Regions from separate parts of the Homo sapiens genome. Here region 1 is linked to region 2. Evidence: chromatin loops called from intact Hi-C (ENCODE). Cell type or tissue: endothelial cell of umbilical vein. All regions are shown on one strand. Each heading gives the region's core, and the rest is flanking DNA. Links, peaks and the distances in the headings are about the cores only. Region 1 overlaps CLCA4-AS1 (CLCA4 antisense RNA 1). Region 2 overlaps CLCA4-AS1 (CLCA4 antisense RNA 1).

The links. Hi-C counts contacts between places; a loop is a spot of excess contacts. Peaks named below come from ENCODE experiments on the same cell type or tissue, not always from the same donor. Only the 100,000 strongest peaks of a DNase experiment are listed, where the experiment ranks them.
Region 1: a loop joins it to region 2, with 2.1 times the contacts of the local background. A loop is called at or near these places in 1 of 110 quality-filtered maps.

What each region holds. Positions count from the first base shown.
Region 1 is chr1:86,646,787-86,649,723 of GRCh38, forward strand. All of the region lies in intron 4 of CLCA4-AS1 (CLCA4 antisense RNA 1), which reads right to left. It also overlaps the pseudogene CLCA3P. Among named protein-coding and RNA genes, the nearest start is that of CLCA4-AS1, 56 kb to the right of the region's middle. RefSeq lists an enhancer at 821-2,020. In endothelial cell of umbilical vein, for the core only: no CTCF peak of the experiment used is centred there; a DNase peak (open chromatin) is centred at 1,665.
Region 2 is chr1:86,695,184-86,698,120 of GRCh38, forward strand. CLCA4-AS1 (CLCA4 antisense RNA 1) reads right to left here. Exons shown (of 5, transcript NR_135837.1): 2 at 2,516-2,579; 3 at 1,838-2,050. Among named protein-coding and RNA genes, the nearest start is that of CLCA4-AS1, 7.8 kb to the right of the region's middle. In endothelial cell of umbilical vein, for the core only: no CTCF peak of the experiment used is centred there; DNase peaks (open chromatin) are centred at 578 and 1,528; H3K27ac peaks cover 2,045 bases.

The DNA.
Region 1 (2,937 bases), core at 266-2,765, 48 kb before region 2:
GGCAGTCACTTGCGTTAATTCTTGCCCTCTGCAATCTATCCTTTCCTAACTCCTTACACCTAAGTAATCTCTCTCTTCATTAATTTCTACGTTATTTATTTCCTGCACTTAATTTTTAATTTATTGTAGACTGTAATTCTCTAATTGTTTTGGTGTACCTTAGACCCAACTAGAAGATAAACAGCTGGTTCAGAACTATCTTAAATTTCATTTTTATAACATTGTTTAGTGCTTAGACCAGCTTTACCAATGCGGCAGGCACTTACATTTGATGACTGATTGATGTAAAAACAATACAATTTGGCCTGTTCTTTAAAGTTTCTTTTATTCTTACTTATCTTTCTTATTTTGAGCAAGGTTTTAATTATTATTGTAGGATTACATAAGGGACACTGATATACTGAAAGTTCATAAAGTGCTGGGAAGTTCATCTTTTGTAAGTTTAAAACAAAATTTTAAAATAGATTTTAAAGTGTATTGATGAGAGCAAAATAACAAATATGACTTTTCCACTTAAAATTCGATTTTAGGAGGACATCGTTTTTATGCCCATAAAAACATAAATGGCCTTATTGATGCTTTCAGCAGAATTTCATCTAGAAGTGGCAGCATCTCTCAGCAGGCTCTTCAGGTCAGTGTAAAAAAAAACTATTTTCTTTCTCACAGTTGTAATAAATTTATATTATCCTAATTATTAACTCCTATCTCTCAAATAATTCTTTTGCCTGAAAATATTTCAGATATGCAGAAGAAAAACTTCCTTACTGAATTTGATTTTCCATAACACTTAAAGCCACATCTTCTCCCGAATTCTTCTATTCTTTAGAATTAGGTATCCTTTTCATTTGGAAAATTCTTTAAAATAACTCTTAGTTATTTTAATTGAAATCTTAAAAACAAACAAAATTACTCTAAACTGACTAAACTCGGAAATTTTATTAACTATGATAACAAATGGATTTCATGTGTTTGTTGTTTTTATTTACCGAACAGTTGGAAAGTAAAACTTTGAATATCCCAGCGAAGAAATGGATAAATGGTACAGTGCCTGTGGATAGTACAGTTAGAAATGATACTTCCTTTGTTGTCACATGGACGATACAAAAGCCAGCAATAATTCTTCAAGATCCAAAAGAAAAAAATATACTACCTCAGATTTTCAAGAAGGTGAACTAAATATTCGGTCTGCCCGTCTTCGAATACCAGGTATTGCAGAGGTAGGTCTATTATTTTATGTTCTCTAAGTTTTCTTAATCAATTTCTATTTTTAAAAGATAAAAATAACATAGATAACATCTTATACATTGCCAATATTAAAATGATGACAGATCATCTGTAATAAAGAAATCAAATGGAATAATTAGGGATTCATATTCATACTATTTACTAGTTTGTGAAATTCAATATTAAAAATCATGATTATTATTCTGCTTAAATTTGTAAATAATTTTGTATTCCAAACAAAAAGTAGGAAAATATTACCAAAGCTCTCAGACAGATTTTTTTTTAATGTTTCAGACAGGCACTTGGACTTACAGCGTTCGAAACAATCATACCAAATCTCAATTGCTAACTGTGACAATGACCACTCGAGCAAGAAGCCCTACCACACTCCCAGTAATTGCAACTGCTCACATGAGTCAAAATACAGCTCATTACCCTAGCCCAGTGATTGTTTATGCATGAGTCAGTCAAGGGTTTCTTCCTGTTCTGGGAATCAATGTAACAGCCATTATAGAAAATGAAGAGGGACATCAAGTAACATTGGAGCTCTGGGACAATGGCGCAGGTAATAAGAATCTACATCAACTTCCACTAAACTTAAAATCCTCCTACAGTTCTATGACCTAGAAGTCAATATTTCCTGTATTTGCTAATGAATCATATTTTTAAGTAAATGAAATTTAATCCTAATGTTTTAAAAACTTTTTTCTCAGTTATCTTGACAACTCATAGACATAGCACTTATGCCATTTTTAAATTTTATGAACAATTTTGCTTTTTCCATGGAACTTAAGAGCACAATTTTTCTCTATTTTCATTAATGTCAGTGTTTCATATATGCTTTCTTCAGTTGCTTTTTCTTATTTTGATAAGTATTTTTTATGAAATAATAGTAACAGCTAATATTAATTGAATCCCTTCCATGAATTAGACTTTTCCAAAAACACAGAGTTAGCAAGTGGCCCAAGCTTTCAACCAAAATAGTCTGATTCCAGAATTCATGTACTTAAAACGCTGTGCTACATACTATCTCCCAAATTACTAACATTATCAGTGTTCATAAACAGATATGACTGTCATTTTTACTTTATTGTATGACTAATTTTTACATTTCATTATCAAGGTGCTGATTCTGTCAAGAATGATGGCATCTACTCAAGGTATTTTACAGATTACCATGGAAATGGTAGATACAGTTTAAAAGTGCTTACCCAGGCAAGAAAAAACACAGCTAGGCTAAGTCAACAACAGAATAAAGCTCTGTATGTACCGCGCTATGCTGAAAATGGTAAGTAGCACTAAAATAGAAATGTGTCACTTGTTTAGATAAATTCCATACGGCAAACATTGAAAATATAATGTACTACAGAAAGCCCAAGTATATAACCTTGTAATCATCTGTATGTTTCAAAACCATGTTGATATTAGTAGACCTAGCATAGACCTATGTTTCCACATATTTTGTTCACATCTCCCTGAGTTCATTTCATTTACATTGAAAAAAAAATTACTGAGCACCTACTATGTTGCAAGCACTGTGCTTAGGTGCTAGAGCTACAAAGACAAAACATAATCCTGTTCCTCAAAGAATTTGCAGTCAAGTAGTAGAGACAGAGAAGTTAAAAGATAGTTTTAACATAGCATAATGTTTCCTCATCAATTTTAAAATATGAATAAACAAGTGTTTTCTCAGTAAAAACTGTTACTTTTTCA
Region 2 (2,937 bases), core at 134-2,633:
CCTCTTTGCATGTGAATAGGACTGCATGTCTCTGAGTACAGGAATCATGTTTTGTGCTTCTTAGAAGACTTCTGGGTATCTTTAACTCTACCACGACCACTTGAATACCTCCCAAGCCAGGCTTTCTTAGATTCAACTTTCCATATTATCTCACGTATGCACATCGTTTAACAAAAAAAAGATTATATCTTATATTGCTGTCCTTCATGGAACTTAGCATAGGGGTTGCTCATAATAGGTGTTTGTTAGATGATCATATTGGTAAGTAACTGGCAAGTGGATCCTTTTAAGTTTTTCCTTGGTAACTTAAGAGCTTAAACTTATACCACATAATTTGGTGGCGTTGTCTCCTTACTCCCATACCTCAAAGCGTCAGTAAATACACTGATATTTACCTTTCAGGACAAGAAGCTAATTGCTAGTATGAGTCATATTAACTTAAATTCCAACAATGTGAGCCAAACTGTTATTTTACTTTTCCTTTTAGTCTTCATCTCAAGTCACAAGGTAATATCAGTAACTAAAGTATAAAATAAAATTATAGTTAAGCTTTATTTTAAAGTGGAATGAGCATTCAGTCCTCAAAGTAAAAACATGGGCATAATGGGAAAGAAGCTCTTTGAAAGAGAATAGCATTGCCAGTAGTCTAGCACTTTTATTCAAGATTGAAGAATGCAGTGAACTACATGATTCCAGGATCTTAAGTGTAATAGGAAAGAAATTATGTCATTTTGAGGTGAGGAGAAGTTTTGGTTTGTTGGCTAACATCTATGGCAAGGCATGCAGATTATGTCAAAAGCTAGGGTGTTTTGTTTTGCTTTGTTTCTCATCCGAAATAGAAAGCAGATTTGCCCATTATATCAATCATTAAACCAGAAATACTACCTAAAATTAGATTCCTTACACATATTGGAGAAGAGACTGTTTTTTCTCCTTTTCTCTGCCTTTTATACAACGTATACATTCCTGTTGTAAAACACAAAGGCAGATTTTCAGTATATGGGATTAAATATGAACTTTCCTCTTTACCTTCCCAGTCCTTTTCCTCTCCCCAATCTTTCTCTGTATGTATAATTCTGTATCAGTGTGAATGTGTGGATATATATTTATATTATTTCATAATAAAATGGAATCACACTGTAGGTATATTGTATGACTTTCTTTTTTCTCTTAACAATATAATTTAGAATTTTTTCCATTTCAGTACATATTTGTCTCCATAATTCTTTTAACTTTTCTATAGTATTTCACATTGCGAATGCACCATACTTCATAAAACCATTTTCTTACTGATTAACATTTCCAACTCTTTGGTATTAAAAACAGTGTTGCACAAAAGCTTGTATACTTATCTTTGTACAAATATGCTTTGGATAGATTGCTATAAGTAGAATTGCTGGGTCAAATTTAAATTTTACTTAATATGCCAAATTACCCTTCAAAATATCTTTATCAATGTGCACTTCCTCATATTGTGTTTGAGAATGCTTGTTTTCCTACATACTCCAATAACACTGGACATTACTGGTGACTCACTGCTTAACTCAAAGTAAAAATAATAAAAGCAATGTAAGTTGGTAGAGAGACAAATGCAAGACGAAAGAAAAAAATAAGTTCTAATTACCTCATCTTTAACATGGTAAGTTAATAGATGATGTCTAAGATTAAAACAGGTGATTTAGAAAAAAGAAGAAGGAAGAAGAAAACCTCACATAAAATGACTCCAAGAGGGGTCTTGTAGGATCTAATACCTCTGTGGGAAAGAAATAACATGAGGTTTATTCATTTTTTACTTGTTTTTTATTTCTGCTAAATTTAAATTAATTTAATTTAATACCTTTTATAACTTACTCTTTTTCTTCTTCCTCTGTGTATGTCTCTCACTCAATTTTCATTGTATTTCCACACATAAAGAGATATCACTGGCTATTTCTGGATAGTGGTACTTGGATTGCTGGCTGCTTTCTTCTTTGTCCCTTTCTATGCTGTTTGAATATTTTAATGAGTATCCATTATGTTTATTAAATCAACAAAGGTTTTACTATGAAATCTAAAAATAAAAACATGAAAGAAATGTTATACATGTGTGTATATCTACATATACATACACATGTTGTAAATCCAAGAAGTACAGAAAGATACAAAATAAAATGTGAAAGCTTCCTACCCTTCCCGCTCCTTACCCCATACCTTCTCCCCAAAGGTAACTGCTATATGTAGTTTCTTAAAATTATTTTTATTTTACAAGTTATGCATATACAAAGTACTTACATATATATATAACACATATTCCTTTTTATTTACACTCAATTACCCATACACTGTTCCATACACTTTTTTTATTAATATGGTATCTTGGAAATCTTTATACATCAGCACTTACAGACACATGTCTGCTGCTGTTCCTTGAGGCCCCATTCATATATAGTGTTTTCAATACATCTATGAGTAGTGAATTCCAGAAGACCAATGAGAGTACAAAGTAAATGGTTTTTTAAAGCTGCCAACCACTTACGCTGAACAGATGACAGAAGGAAAAGGCAACCCATAGTTTCTCCTCCTTTCAGTCCTTCCTTACTCTTCATCAGCAGGCCAAAAGTAGAGTATTGGTGGAATATGCACATATCAAGAAATAAAATTTTTAAAAATTGATTTAGTTTCATGCCGCATTTCCACTGTTTTAGTAAGAACAAAATACATATGCATGCGTGTACTGTGAAATACAAATTGTACAATTTCAATGATTCTACATACATCTTAAATGCTGTTATATTTGTTTTTTATCTATAATTTTTTTGTTTCAATAGGTTTTTGGGTAACAGGTGGGGTTTGGTTACACGAATAAGTTCCATAATGGTGATTTCTGAGATTTTGGTGCACCCGTTACCCGAGCAATGTACACTGTACCCAATGTGTAGTCTTTTATGCCCCACCCCC